Regions from separate parts of the Homo sapiens genome. Here region 1 is linked to region 2. A link is a loop called in an ENCODE intact Hi-C map of the cell type or tissue named here. Cell type or tissue: GM12878. All regions are shown on one strand.

Region 1 (8,000 bases), 60 kb after region 2:
AGGGAGTGAGAGGTGTAGAGGAAGAAAGGGAGGGGAGGGAGAAAATAAGAGGAATGGAGGAAGAAAAGAGAAAGCAAAAGAAAGGGAAATAAGAGTGCATCTTCATCACCCTTGGCCCACGTCCTGTCTCTGGGCCAGCTCTACTTCATCTAATAGTCAGGTGTTCACCCAAGACACACAATGGTGGCAAAGGATTCTCTGGGATTGAAGCCTTGTGCTGGCCCTTTGGGCCCCACATGACTTCAAGTGTACCCTTTTCTCTCTGCTCCAGGGAAACAAGCAACTGCCACTGCTACCAGGAATCCTGAAGAAGAGGGCACGGCTGCTTATGTCAAGAAGAGAAAGGAACCTGGCCACTGCCCCCCTATCTGCCCATTCTATAAGGCTCAGTTGAAGGTCACTTCCTCCTACAAGACCCCACGATATTGTTTCTTCCTAAATGTGCCTAATATTAGTCCACTTTGTACTGTACAACTTGATGAGTAGGTATGAAGCACATGGTAAGTTCAAAGCCCAAAGATGAGTAGGAGCCTATTCCTGTGATTACAGCAGGATGGGGAAGGGAGGTATGAGGAGACAGGGCACAAACAAGAGGAACATGAGACAGAGTGTGGTAGGTCCACAAAGGTCTTCCTGGGGAGGGTTCCAAAGAGGGAAACATCTGGTTGGGCAATCAAGAAAGTCTTTCATGGAGGATGCTGCATTGGAACTGAGCACTGAAGGATGGGGAGTCGCTGAGAAGAGGGAAAGGCATTCCAGAGCGTGGAACTGCAGGAACAAAGACTAGAAAGTGGAGAGTTGGACCACTCCTAGAAGGAGAGGAGGGCAGAGGAGGGGCGGGGCTGGAGGAAGCAATCCATCACTCACATGGCAGGGGTCCTGCCATGCGGGGCCTGAAAGTCAGGGAAGAGGTCAGCATAGTTGTGTGCCCACATTTTCATCTTCCCTATTAAAATGCAAGCTTCTCAGGGCAGGGAACACACAGGACCTTAATCTCTATATTCTGCACAGCATCTGTCATGGGGCCTGTCGTGTGGCTGGCCCCTAAGACATTTGCTTGACTTGAATTAACTTCTGGCTGAAATTTGCCCACTACCCAATAAGTGGATACAATGTTTGCAGCCTGTGGGGAGGGGAAAGCTGGGTATCTTGGTGGAGGTGGTAGGAGTGGAAAGACAGAAGACACCTGTCCTTGAGGAACGTGCCATCTAAGGAGGAGATAATACCACACTATGTTAATGTATGCGGGGTCCCTGGCAAAAAACAAACAAACAAACAAACAAACAAAACCCTAGCAAGTGCAATTGACTATACACTCAGTACTGTGCCAAGGCCCTGAGGGGGTCCAGGAAGGCAGGTGGAGGCCTCCTGGGAGGAGTGGTGTTACAGGGCTAGAAGTCCACACAGAGTCCCATTACAAGGCAAGTTCCTTCACTGAAACACGACATTCCATCACTGGCGACTCAACATTGCCCCTTCCGAGCCTCCTCTTTCAACTGATGGCATCCTTGTGAGGGTCCCACATGAGACCCTTGTGAGAGCACCCTTGTGAGACCACCATTCCAGGGGACCAACTGCTTACAGCCTGCCTCCCTCCTAGCCAGCCCTGGGACACCGGCCCCTCCACGGTTGGATGGAGGGATGCTGTCTCGGGGTTTTTCAAGCTCTCCAGGCAGAGTGTAAGCAGTGTGAGACAGTGAGGTGTCGAGGAAAGAGCTTAAAAGCATGAACACCAAGTCCAGAGTCCAGATCCCAGCCCCTCACTATGTGCTGAGTGATCCCAGGCATGTGAATCCCTCCAAGTGAGCAACAATTTCTGTTACCTGTAAAAGAGAAGCAGCAGTCCCTGCCTCACAAGTCTGTAAAAGTGCTCTGCAAACTGCCAGCGTCAGAAGACAGCATTCCTGAGGGCAGGGGCTGTGCCCCCTCAGGTCCAGACAGATGTTAGCAGGTGCTCAGGAAGCCGGTGTTGACTGAACTAAGTAAGGCTCCAGGGAGTGGTAAGGACAGGGGGCTACAGGCAGGGTGGATGGGCTTATTTCCTACCCAGTTTTGCTACATGTTGGGCCAGGAGGCCTATGAGGGGAACTGGGTGAGCCAGCTCTGGATAATCTCTTTAAAAGGCAATTACAGAGCAAAACAGTCAACAAAGTTTGTCTGTTCCAGTCCAAGTTCACCCGCATCACAAAACTACCTGGCTGGTGTATGCTTTCTTCCTCCCTCTCTCTCTCCCTCCCTCTCTTGCTGCTGCTTCTCCTCCTTGCCTTGCTTCTTTGCTTTATTCCCACTTTTATTCAGCCACTACCATCTGGCAGGTACCATAGACCTCAACACCTTCCCACTCTCCACAGAGATACTGGATCAGGCCACTGCCCTCGGCCTCCGTCGAGTCTCCTGCCTCCCCTGCTCCAACTCCCTTCCTGTCTGTCCCTTGGTCCCAGAGCCTCCTGGAACCCGAAGACTAAGCAACAAAGGACACCCAATTCTCACCATGGGGAACAGTGCACACCTCTGCAGTCTTGCTGAGCTAGGATGAGGTGGGCTGAGCCACCACACTCCCGAGTCCCTCCATCCATCATCTTCTACTCTCTCTTCTCTGCTTCCCTGCTCTTCCCCTTTGCCCTCAGCTCCTTCTTCATTTGATTCGCCCTGCATGGTAATGAATGCTCCTTTGCAAGCCTACAACCGTCCTTGTCCTTCCATGTAACTCGCTTTCCCCTGAGCACATGTGGCTCTTTTATTAATGGGCCTCTCACATGCCACAGACTAATGCTGCAGATTCTCCCTTTCCGGCTTAGACAAATTGACAGCAAGTTAGCTGCCCCAACTGAAACTGGCTTCTAGATCCTTCTGTTTGGCTATTTAAATGATGCTATAAACCAATTTCTGTCCCACCTTCTCCCTTGCCTCCCAGTTAATCTCACCATTCTCAGATTCCCAAAATCGTGGAGTGATTGAGCTGGAAGAAATTCTAGAAGACAACTCATCCGGCCGGGCGCAGTGGCTCATGCCTGTAATCCCAACCCTTTGGGAGGCCGAGGCAGGTGGATCACTTTGAGGTCAGAGGTTCGAGACCACCCTTGCCAACACGGTGAAACCCCATCTCTAGTATAAATACAAAAATCAACTGGGTGTGGTTGTGTGCGCCTGTAATCCCAGCTACTCGGGAGGCTGAGGCAGGAGAATCGCTTGAACCTGGGAGGCGGCGGCTGCAGTGAGCCAAGATTGCACCACTGCACTCCAGCCTGGGCAACAGAGTAAGACTCCATCTCAGAAAACAAACAAACAAAACCAAAAAAAAAAAAAACCACTCATCTGTCTTCTTTCACGAATGAAGAAACTGAGGCACAAGGCATTCTTCTCTTGCCCAAGGTCACAAAGCAAGGCCTGGAGGCCCAGTACCCTTTGTCCAGACTGGCTTCCTCCCCTCTCCACAGCACTGTCTTCCACCTCCCTCCCTCCGAGAAGCCTAGGTTGTCATTGCTCTATCAGATTTATTCTTATGCCTCATCTCCCAGGACAACTTGGGGCAATCTTTCATTGTTGCCTTCTCTGCAGCAGATGGGAGCATGGGACTCTGGCACCGGGGTGGGGGCAGGAAGGGATGGTGGGCAGGCTTCTCTAATGCCCTATGTTGGGGCCATCACCCAGTTTGCCTCCTGGAAAGACTGGTTGTTTGTCCTCACGTTAGCCCCTCAGTTAACAGCCATTAGCCATTGGCTGCCTACCTAGCACCCATTCTCCCCTTCTTCCTCCCATTTGATTTAGGTATCCTTCCCTGTCCCAAACTGTAAGGAGCTTCAGAGGAGGCTGAGTCAGCCCCAGGTCCCAGGGAATCCTGGGTGGTCCAAGGTCCCCATGCCAATATGTGATTTGGGACAGTGTGAGTGACCCCACTGAAACAATGAGCCATGAACTGAGGCCTGGAATGAGGGGCTTGCTTCTCAGGAAAGTTTCCTGTCTCCTAAAAGGACGCTCCTCTCTCCTCTGGACATGTCTGTGTCTGGTTGGGATGCTTGGACTGCTGCAGCCAGCCCAGCTCCAGCCTGAGCATGAAGCTGTAACCAAGTGGGGACACAGCAGAGATGGAAAAGATTTGGCCTCCAACCTCACCACTCCGGAATCTTGCTAAGCCACGCAATAACACATTTCCGTTTTCTCACAAGACGTTTTGATACAGGGTTTCTGTTGCCGAGAGTACTCTGGTACCAAGGCCCTGGGGATCCCTTTCCTCTCAGAGGCATTGTTGCACCAGTCCCCAGTGTCTACAGGCCCCCTCCCCAGGCCCCCTCTTCCTCCAGTGAGGCTGTGTGCTGGTCCCCAAGAGACCGTCATCACGGCAGATTTGCAGAGGAAGCACCACGCCATTTCTCACATCCTCCCACCAGGCCCCCAGCTGGTTCCTGCCACACGGTTGCCACTATTCCCACTCCGTCTGGGACATGGTTTTCTTGGCTGATGCTCTCTTATTAGCACATGATGTGGATGCTGAGATCCGTGCATGCCTGTTGGCAATGTTCTTTGGCATCTCTAATTCCATGGCCTTCAAGATTCTTCGAGTGCTTCTAGTACTAATGCCAGCTAGGGATGCTGGGCACAGGGAGCAGGTAGAAGGAAAATCCTCAAGGTTGTGGTCTCCTCTCCACCTGTGTGTGGCCTTCAGAGGGGTGAAACCACTGACGTGTCCCCCGTAGGCTCTGGGCTTCACAGTTCCTCTCTGTGGTTCAGCCTGGGCTGGTCAGAGCTGACCCTTTCTAAACCCCAAACGTCTTCTCCCCCGCTGCAGTCTCCTCGGGTTCCTCCACCCATCACCAGGCACTGTCTTCTGCAGGCTCCTGCCAATCTGCCCACGCTTCTCACCTGGATCCTTCAAACTGCTCTGAGAATTCACCTCCCAACCCTTGTGCCTGCAGCTCTCTCCTCACAGTCACCAATCTCCTGCCCTCACCGAATTTCTCCTCTGATGGCGTGCGAGCCTGTCATCTCTCTGCCTCATCAATTTTTCCACCTTGTTTCAGATCTCCATCCCAAAGCATCTTTCTCCCTCTCCTAATTGTTTTTTCCCTCCGCTATTACTTACTCATTTAGCTCTGGAAAGCATTTGGGGCTACAGTCAGGGAGAAGCAGTTTCTGTTACAAAAGCCCTCCTGGCCGGACACAGTGGCTCACGCCTATAATAATCTCAGCACTTTGGGAAGCCGAGGCGAGCAGATCACGAGGTCAGGAGATCGAGACCATCCTGGCCAACACGGTGAAACCCCATCTCTACTAAAAATACAAAAAAAAAAATAGCTGGGCATGGTGGCACATGCCTGTACTCCCAGCTACTTGGGAGGCTGAGGCAGGAGAATTGCTTGAACCCAGGAGGCAGAGGTTGCAGTGAGCCGAGATTGTGCCACTGCACTCCAGCCTGGGCGAGCAAGACTCCGTCTCAAAAAAAAAAAGCCCTCCATCCATGTCTCCACTTCTGGGCTCATCAGGGGAAGGAGGCACCGCCCCCCCCCCCATTTCCACCCCTTCTCTGCTCTCTCAATACATTTCCTTTTCCTTTCTGTCTTTCCATGGCCTCTACTCCTCATCTGTGTGTGCACGCCTCTCGCTTTTGTCTCTGCTTCTCCTGTCCCTGTCTCTTCTAAATATTAAATACCCCAAATGGCTCAATCCTCATTTAAAATCCTCTCCTCTTTCTTGGCCCCAAAACGTTGCTTGGCAATGAACCCTCGATTCTCTTGTTTTTATATTTTCATTTGGTTCTTCATTGTTATTTTCTTTTGAGCTGTTTGCAAATTGTTTAGGGGAATGCAAGGCTCTGTATAAATTAAGATGAATCAGTTCTGACTCAGGGAGCTGTGGCTGAGTTCCTTCCCCCTCCCATGACATGAAAATAAGAATATCTCCTACATACACACCTGTAACCCTCATCTCTCTCCATGCCCCAGATGACGGGATTCCCAGGATCCTCCCAGATGCCCATTTGTCTCTGAACTTCTGCAGCTTAAACTCTACCCCCCAATATAATACCAGGACAGGAACCATTAAAATCCCATGGAATAGTTCTTACAATCTGGATTTTATTCAATGAAATAAACACTTAATTACAAACATCTGCTTTAGCCTAAATTCTAATTACTTAATCTAGCCATCTGTAATTTTAATGATTTTCCAGGATTTTTGTTCTTTGCAGCGTGATTAATGGGAACGGCGTGTGAAGCTAGCGGGTGTGTGTCTCCATTTGCGACATCCCTTCTTCTGCTTGCATTGTCTCAGGTAGAAGCACATTTGCATCTCCTGTCGGCCACCTGGCAGGTATGGCCTGGGGGCATGGACTGATCTTGCTTTCCTGGTTACCTCTCAGTTCAGCCACTCCTCTCTCAGTGCCCTTAGAACGGGGCTCCCTCTCCAGAAAGCTCCACTTAGAATGCCGAAGGCCCGACCCGGAAGGTGAGGAAGAGCGGCAGACCCTTACCCAAGTCAGGAGAAAAAGGCAATGGAGAGAAGAAAGTGCCAAGAGTGAAGAAAGAGCAGGGAACATCGTGTGGAGAGAGAGAAACAGAAAAGAAGGTTACGGAGAAAAGGGTAAAGAAGGGGAGAAGAGGGAGAGAAAGAGAGAACGTCCCCATGAGGCTGGAGCTGCAGCTTTTGTAGAACGCTTGATGGTGGGGACAGAACCAGGCTTTTTTCCTGGAACTGACTCCCTCTCGCCTTCCAGCTACCCAGAACATAAAAGAGCTGGGCTGTTTGTGCTGTGAATTTCTCAGCCCCCAAAGAGACAGGAAGAGGCACCACTTTTCAAAAGCTGGTTGCTAAAGTGAGAAGCCTTGAGAGAGGTGTGTTGCTATTGTCGCTGCCGTGAGCTTCCTTTCCACACGCTGAGGTGAGAGAGTCCGCAACACCTTCCCTTCCCTCTCGGAGGCCACAGAGACAGTAGCTGGAAGGTTCTCTGGCACTGGGAGACAGATGTACGTTCTACTCCAGGTTATATTGGAGTGCTGACCTCAGAGGACCCTTGATGTGCCATCCAGCACGTCCGTGCCTCAGTTTCCCCACTTGTCCAAAAGGGCTACATGACCACTCTTAACTGTTACGAGGATGCCCTGAGAAGGAAAATAGGAGAAGGCAGGATAATTTCATGGGAAGGGCTACAGGAGTCTTCAGCTCTGTGCCGAGGTGAAACCCAGTGGGGTGGGAGCCCTGCCGTCCTCAGCAAGAAAGAACACTCGTCCATTTTATTGGCAAGAAAACCAAAGGGGCTTGGCTGAGAGAAAGCTGACTAAAGTAGACGCAGAATCTGATCAGCACAAGGACCAGCTGCAGTCCTGAGGCCCACATGGATGCTCCTCGCATGGTTCCCTGAGACAGCCTTGAGCCGGTGCAGCTCAGCCCATCTTTACTCTTGTTCTCCGCCGGCAGCACCAAGAGAGCCTCAGAGAACACCCCCACTCACTGAATATCCCCCAAGCATTCTTGGGGAGCATAAGATGCTGAGGCCTTGGGAGGTCTGACATTGGACTGGGAAGGAGACAAACGAGGTCAGGGTTTCTATCTTTTAAACAGCCCTGGGTGGCATCCTCAGGACAGGACACCCTCTCCAGTCCACTGAGCAAGTCAGCACGGGACCCCTGCTCCATTGGGATGCTGTGGACCCTGCCTGGTGCTTTGCACACAGAAGAGCGGTGAATTACTGGCTTCCCTCTTTTCGGGCAAGCCTTCCCCGACCTCTGCAGGAAGAACTCAGGGGCTTTCCTCCGCTTCCATGAGAGTAACATATGCCGAGGAGTCACCTTCCCAGAGGTGGAGGTGAACCCTGCTCCTGCATGGCGCATCCGGATAACAGCGGCTTTGATCTTCACTGTGTGACTATGTGATGGAGCCAATCCTTCATCCCACTCTGCCATGGTTTGTTTGGTCCCAAGTCTCATGTGGCAGTGACCCGGGTGGGTTGGATAAAGGGGGTGGATGCTTCACAAATGGCTTTGTGCCATTCTCACAGGAGTGAGTGA
Region 2 (8,000 bases):
CATTCTCCTGCCTCAGCCTCCTGAGTAGCTGGGACTACAGGCGCCCGCCACCATGCCCGACTAATTTTTTTATATTTTTAGTAGAGATGGGGTTTCACTGTGTTAGCCAGGATGGTCTCGATCTCCTGACCTCGTGATCCACCCGCCTTGGCCTCCCAAAGTGCTGGGATTACAGGTGTGAGCCACCGCGCCTGGCTATGACCTCTTGCAGCCTCAGGCCTGCCTCCTCCACCTGGCCTGGCTGCCCTCCCTTACATACAGCCATGCTAATGGGAGGATGGGACGGGTCAGGAGAACTGCCAGTGCCTCTGCTCCTTGCCGTCCAAATGGCCATGTGCAATTTACTTCCCTTCTCTGGGACTCATTTTTCTCCACTGTAAAATGGGGCAATACCAGCCTATCAATATTATGTGAGAGTCAAAAGAGATGATGGTTGTAGAAGAGCCTTATAAATCATAACACTGTAGAGCGCTGCCATATCAATAAGGGGCTATTAAGGCAGTAGAGGGGGTAACTGAACTTAGTTTTCAGTGTGGCTTAGAACTACCTGGACTCGCACTCACTTACCTGTTGTATGACCTTGGACAAGTCATTTATTCAACTTTTTCTAAGCCTCAGTTTGCTTATCTGTAACGCGGGTATAATAAGAGTACCTAGCTCCTACAATTGTTGAGAAGATGAATGAGGCCATGTCTGTAAATGCTGAGCATGGGGCCTGGTTTGAAGTAAGTAGCCAGTAAGTCTTTGCTGTTGGGATGACAATGATGCTGCTGCTGAACTTGACAATGAGGATCATCTTAGCAAGGGCTTATGGAGACCTTATGATGAGTTGTGGGCATGTTTGGAGGCAGGCAGACCTGTTCTGTGTATGTGCAGCCCTAACTGGTCACCGCGTCCCCCACTCTGGCCCCTGCGGCCTTTCCCGGGTGACCTGGAGCACATGCACAGCTGTGTTGACACAATGTGCTTCTCTGGTGTGACCGTCTGTCTATGTGGACCTATGTGGGGTCCAGGCCTCCCAGACCTCATGCTGTCCAGTCCTTTGGAAAACTCTGGGAAAAATCCAGTACCTAGCTTGGAAAGCCAGTCATTCTCCCCAGTCCCTTCCTCCAAACATGATTCTCCTTTGGGGAGAATGAATTAAATGGCCTCTCCAGCTCCCTCTGAATCCTCTTTCAGATCCTCTCTTCTATCTCTGATCAGCTTCCAGATCTTTCTTCTCTGACCTTTTTACAGTACACCTCCTCACCCCAGCTTTCTGCCCTTGAGGAGGCCAGCTGCCCCTGCCCCCTCTACATGCCAGCAGCTTTCTACAACTTTACAAGTCAGGCTTCACATCTCCTGTTTCACCTGCTGCTGGGGCTGCAGAGTGCCTCCCATTCTTCAATGTCATTTAACTCTGTAATTGTGTTACTTAACTCCGGAAAGCTTTGGGAGGCTACAGTTGGGATGAGAAAACGCTACCCAGAATAAGCACTCCTGGAAACCTTCATTCCAAGGTAATTGTCTCTGGAGATCCCCTGTATATTGAAAAGGCTTATGGAATTCCAAGCAAGGCCAGGCCTGAGGCTGTGAAAATGAGGCTGGCATTATCTGTAAACACACAGATAGGAAGCAGCTCTGTGCCTAGCAAGCCTGGCTTTCCTGGGAGGGATAATGCACATTTGGCTCTGGATGAGGATATGGGCCGAGAGTAACATGGGGCTGCTGAGCTCACTGGGGGATTCAGGGTGGGCGGGGACTGCCTGCAGAGCCCAATGCCCCCTCCCCGCCTGTTTCCTCCTCTCTAATGCTCAGTGTACCCTTGCAGCTCTCCACTGACTCTCTGCCCTGCACCAGGCAGTGTGCAAGGTGCTGGAATACTATGGTGAACAAATACAGGCACAGTCTCTGACAGCAAAAAATTTACAACCAATAGAGGAGGCGAACAAGTATCAGATTGCCAAAAAAAAAAAAAAAAAATTGTAAAATTGCACGTGTGCTGTGTTTATAGGGGGGTTATATATGTCACCATGAGAAGGTGGAACAGGGCTTGGGCAGAGCCTGGAAGGTCCACAGGAGTTTTCCCCAGATGAGACTCAGCTGCCTGAACAGGAGGGACCAGTGAGAAGGCCTGGGTGAGTATTCCCACAGAAGGTACAACATGTGTCAAGGCCCCGATGCAGGAGGGAGCTTGGTGCTTTTCAGGGGCTGTGGGAAGGCCAGAGTGGCTAGAACACACAGGGCCAGGAGCATGCTGTAAGATGAGGCTGGAGAGGCAGGCAGGTAGCAGAGGATGCAATGAACCAGACAGCAATCAGAAGGTCCTGAAGTATTTTCTACAGTGAATGTCCTACAGTATTGGACTTGTAATATCAATACAGCTAACACATATCTCTTCCTATGTATCAGGCACTGAACTAAGCCCTTTACATGTTACCTCACTCAGTATCCACAAAACCTCTATGAGATAGGTTACTATTATTATCCTTATTTAACAGATGAGAAAACTGAGGCACAGAGAGGTCAAGTAACTTGCCCAAGGTTGCACAGCAAGTAAGTGGCAGAGCCAGGATTCAAACCCACGTAATTTGGCTTCAGAGTCTGCATGCTGAATATGCAGCACATTCAATCGGCTCTAGTGAAGAAAAAGATTGAAGGGAGGCAAGAAAGGGCCCTCTGCATTTTTCTCCTCACTCCCTTGCCATGTATATCACCACACTCCAGGCACTCTGGTCTCCACCCCATCACTCCACCAATATCACTCCAGCCAAGGTCAGCATGACCTCCATGGTACAATAACCAAGGGGTGCCTAAGTCCTTGTGTTGCCAAACCTCCTAGCCTGCCATTCTCTCCAGTCCCTGCAGGGGCCCTCCTAATAAGGCCAAGGTCAAAGACATAACTGCTTCCCTCCACCTGCTCTGACCTGTGACTACATTGCCTGGGTCACTGGCACCAAGCCAAACTGGGTTCAAGTCCTCGCCCTGCCAGTTACTAACAGTGTGACCTTAGATAGCTGTGATATCCTCTCCCAGCTCGTTTTTCTTATCTGTAAAGTGGGGATAATAATTGCCAATTCAGAGATGTTATGAGGACAAAGGAAATAATACATATAATGCACAAAACACATTACCTGGAATAAAGCGGGTGCTCAATATTTCTAGCAAAACTCACTTACGCACCACAGCAACTATACCTGTCCTCCCTAAGAAATTATTCACGACTCCCACTCCTCTGCAGTCCAGCATGTGGGAGTCTGGCCCTCATGGTCTGCCTACTCCTGCAAGTTCAGCCCCATCTCCATCACTCCTCTCCCAGACACTGCCCCTCCCCTGCAGCCAGGCCAACTCAGCTGGCTCTCAACACACCTTGTACTTTTCTGCAGTTAAATTTACTCCACATCAAAAGTCCAAACATCAACTCCACCTACTCTTCAAGGTCTATTCAAAGTTTACCATCCTCATAAAACCTTCTCTGATCATCTTCTCAGGCATAAGCCCTCCCTTGTCTGTCGCCAAAGAGAGAAGGCAATGCTCATGCCACCCACCATGGCATATACTATAAATTTCCTTGTATTAGTACAGGATGCCTGGACTCACACTCCAACTCTGCCACCTATGAGCTGCGTGACCTTAACTTCTCTGTGCCTCAGTTTTTTCATCAGTAAAGTAGGGATAATGATAGTTCCCACCTCCATGGAGCTTCTATGGGAATTAAATGAGCAACCCACACAAAGCTTAGGCCTGACACAGATAACTCACAATAAATGTTAGCTCTTACTATTACTGCTGTTTACATTTGTGTGCATATCTTATCTCTACATTAGATAAACTTCTTGAAGCAGGGATCAAATCTTTGAAAAAATTTAACATAAACAACATTTCAAAACTGCCATTAGCCCTGTTTTGGAGACAAAGACGCTGAGACCCAGAGAGGTTCATCATTTGCTCAAATACACGCAGCTAGGACATGAAGAAAGCTAGCTTCAGACCCCCATGTACACATTCTCAGGACTGTGCGCTTGGCTTTCTTATTACTGCACTGTTCGCAGTGACTTTCCCCAAGAGGGCACACAGTCAGTCCCTAGTGAAGAGCCAGTGCAGCCAACAGCGTGGGTAAGGAGGGGACCCCCCCCCCAAACGTGGCCTGCCCTCGAGCCCCTTCTTGCTGGCAGCTGAAGCAGGCTGATTTCTGACAGATGCCTGTATGCAGGAGGGATTTTTGTCAGGAGGCTGGAACATTAGAACCAGATTCAGGTCATGCTGTGGATGCGATCAGACATCCTCCAACCTAAGGACTTGAAGCCGTAGGTTCCCCACTAGAGGGCGCCCTTCTCCCCTTGCCCTGCCCCAGACCCGGTTCCCTCTAACACCTTGGACGGTGTCATGTGGGACGCCCAACCAGAAGAGGAAGGGCCCCATGCTCCAATCTGGCTTAAAGCAGCTATCAGCGGAGGGGTGTTAATTACAGCCCGGGAAGGAATGGAGATGACAGGCCCAGGCTGAGCCAGAGGCCAGAAGACTGGCTCCACGGAGCTGCTTCCCAATTCTCCCCAGGCCCCAGTCCTTTTGTGCTGTGCATTTGAGCAGAATAACATCTGTATCTCAGCCCATTTCAAATTAGATTATCTGCTCACTTCCTGTCTTTTGATCAGTTTACCTGCGGGCGGCTTTCTCCCTCCCACCCGCACCTATTGAGATGCCCAGGGAACTTGCCAGGACTCACTGGGGTCACCGAGCTGCAGGGCAATGGGATCAGAAGGAGCCAGGGAGGCTCACTCCCACTCCTGGCCCACACGAGCATCCGCAGGGCTCATCCCTTAGACTTCAGCGTCACATGCCTGAGAACACACACATCTGCTCTCCTGCCACATGAGTCAGGCTGTCTGCCCACGCCACCCGCCGCGGGCTGGAGACAAAGAGAAACTCTTAGGGGTCACATGGCACCTGCAAAATATTTGGTGTCCTTGTCCACTGGGGAGACTGGATGCCAACCCCACCACCTCTCCCTTCTTTCAGAACCAGGATATAGGAACAAAGATCAGGGAATAAAGGAACAGTAAATAGCACCCAATTGTTCACCTGTGCCAACACACAGACACACACACACACACACATGTGCGCACACACACATACACGCGTGCACGCGCGCACACACACACACACACACACACACACACGTCTTTGCTAACCAGTGCGAGCCCATGTTTGTAGAAATCATCCCTGCTCACTGGGCCAGGCCTATCCACAGCAATGATTGAAGAGGCAGAGGCCCAGTGGAGCATTAGCATTCCTGGGAAAGTGGCAATGTCATCCGCAGGTCCAAGTGCTCCCTGGTGCTATTTCTCGAGGTTACAGCTTACTCTCGGGGCTGGATGAATTTCTTTAGAGTTAAATTAAAGTCCCCATGAAATATTTAGTTGGCTCGGCACAGGGCTGTGTTATTGGCCTATAGAGGGCAGATTTTAGGAACGAACCAGCGCTAAGGAAAGAAGGGGCTGGCAGTTCATTTGCAGGTGAAATTATGCGGCACAGAGGTCCAAGCTGACTCAAGAGGCCAAGCAGATACTATTTACCCTTGACCCTCTTGTTACAGGCTTCTATTCACTGGCCCACGAATCCTCAATCCTCTTGCTTTTTGGGGTCAGGCAGATGCATGTTTGAATCCCGACTCTGCCATTCACCAGCTGAGCAATTACCAGAAATCTGAGCTTCAGTTTCCTCATCTCTAAAATAGGCAAAATAATGTATACTTCTTAAGATTGTGGTGAGGGTTAAATTCAACTCCCTGTGTAAACAGAGCTCATGTGAGGTCCTGCTTCTTACAATCCCCTCTTCCCGTTGCAGCCAGAGGGGTCTTTGGGAAAGCTAAAGCAGACGATGCCATTTTTCTCCGTGTCGCCTTCTAGCTTTTTTTTTTTTTTTTTAAGACGGAGTCTTGCTCTGTCTCCCAGGCTGGAGTGCAGTGGTGCGATCTCGGCTCACTGCAGCTCCACCTCCCAGGTTCCAGCCATTCTCCTGCCTCAGCCTCCCGAGTAGCTGGGATTACAGTTGTGCACCACCATGCCCGGCTAATTTTTGTATGTTTAGTAGAAACACGGTTTCACCACGTTGGCCAGGCTGGTCTCTCACACTCCTGATCTCAGGTGATCCGCCTGCCTCGGCCTCCCAAAGTGCTAGGATTACAGGCATGAGCCACCATGCCTGGCCTGCCTTCTTAATATTTTTTTATGCCATGGACCTCTTTAACAGTCTGCTGATACCTGTTAACCTCTTATTTTAAAATATTTTAAAATGACTACATAGAAATTCAGTTATCAAAATATGTGTACACTTTTTGTGCTATAGTGGTATCTGTGCCTCTTTACATAACAAGAGCTGGAAGTGTGTCTAACAGCAACACTAAATTAATACCATTGGTGACAAAGTCACAGGTGTGGTTAATACCATGAAGCTTTGTTGACCACATTCATAATTGAAGGAAATATTACATTTCTGTTTGAACTTAGAAAAATATATAGATGTTAATTTTTCCTTTCTTTCTTTCTTTCTTTTTTTTTTTTTTTTTTTTTTTTGAGACAGAGTCTCACTTTGTCACCTAGGCTGGAGGGCAGTGATGTGATGTGGTTCACTGCAACCTCCGCCTCTCAGGTTCAAGCAGTTCTCCTGCCTCAGCCTCCTGAGTACCTGGGACTACAGGCACGCACCACCACACCCAGCTAATTTCTGTATTTTTAGTAGAGATGGGGTTTTGCCATGTTGGCGAGGCTGGTCTCGAACTTCTGACCTCAAGTGATCAGCCTGCCTTGGCCTCCCAAAGTGCTGGGATTACAGGTGTAAGCCACTGTGCCCGGCCAATTCTTCCTTTCTAGTTTTGTGGACTCTCAATGCTATCCTCAGACCATGGGTGTATGTGGACCTAGGAAAAGAACCGAGAGACTTCCAAGTTCATAAAGACCCAACTCCTTACCGTGGCCCACCAGGCGTTGGTGATACGGCAGCCCATTCACCACAGTCTAGCTAGTCATGCTAACCCCCATCCTGATTTCTGAACATGACAAGTTCACTTTCCACCTTGGGGTCTTGGAGTTTACTCTTTCCCCTCCACATATGCTCTGCCCTGGCCATGGCCCAGCTGGCTTCTCACCGTTCTGACCTCAGCTCAAGCACCATGCCATCAATGCAGCCTTCCCTACTTGCCCACTTAATGGGCCCCTCTCCTCGAGACACTCTGGCTCATTATACTGCTTTATTTTCTTCACAGCGGAAATCATGACCTGAAATTGTCTTGTTTATTTACCAGTTTACCTGTTGATTGTCTAGAGTGCCATCTTCAGGAAGGAGTGACCTTTGTCTGCCTTAGTCATCATACATCTCCAGTGTCCAGAACCTGCCATGTGCCAGGCACTACATAAATATTTGTTGAATGAAGTCATGATTGAATGAATGAATAGACAAATCCAAGAAAGAGGAGCTCAGTTAACATTATTCTCTATCCTTGGCTCTCAACTGAGGGAACGATTTTGTAGTAGAATGTTTTGACCAAGGGTACACCCTCTAGGGCCAGCTCAGCCACTTACTAACTGCATAATCTTAGGCCAGTTACTTAACCTCTTTGTACCTCAGTTTCCTCATCTGGAAAATGGGGTTAGTAATATTACATACTTTGTAGGTATGTTGGGGAGGTTAAATTAATGAATACACAAAAAGCACTTAGAACAGTGCCTGAAACATAGGGAATGTTCCAGAAGTGTCAGCCTTTATTATTTTGTTGCAACTTAAAGGATTCACTTCAATTTTATTTATTTTTTAAAATTATTGTTTCAGAAAATTCAATGTAGGTATTGAAGGGAGTGAAAAGAAATCCCATGATTAAAAAACTAATATGCATTATAGATGTCAGTGTTTATATAGTTGAGGTGTGAAAGAGAAAGGGAACTGAGAGCTTAGGTCCAGGCAGGTTATGGTATGTGGCAAAGCCCAGAGAGGCCTAAGTTTCACTTCCTCACATCACTACTACC

Evidence for each region. A loop is a pair of places that touch in the nucleus more often than their neighbours do. Peaks named below come from ENCODE experiments on the same cell type or tissue, not always from the same donor. Only the 100,000 strongest peaks of a DNase experiment are listed, where the experiment ranks them.
Region 1: it touches region 2 in a loop (4-fold over the local background); 3 of 110 quality-filtered maps call a loop at or near these places.

What each region holds. Positions count from the first base shown.
Region 1 is chr11:120,866,037-120,874,036 of GRCh38, reverse strand. All of the region lies in intron 9 of GRIK4 (glutamate ionotropic receptor kainate type subunit 4), which reads right to left. LOC101929227 (a long non-coding RNA gene) reads left to right here. Exons shown (of 2, transcript NR_132790.1): 2 at 272-6,104. Among named protein-coding and RNA genes, the nearest start is that of TBCEL, 150 kb to the left of the region's middle. In GM12878, no CTCF peak of the experiment used is centred here; a DNase peak (open chromatin) is centred at 4,266.
Region 2 is chr11:120,926,120-120,934,119 of GRCh38, reverse strand. The region is part of intron 13 of GRIK4 (glutamate ionotropic receptor kainate type subunit 4); the gene reads right to left. Among named protein-coding and RNA genes, the nearest start is that of TBCEL, 94 kb to the left of the region's middle. RefSeq lists silencers at 4,243-4,292, 7,891-7,990. In GM12878, CTCF peaks have their summits at 2,838 and 4,309 (motif pointing right); DNase peaks (open chromatin) are centred at 4,339 and 7,959.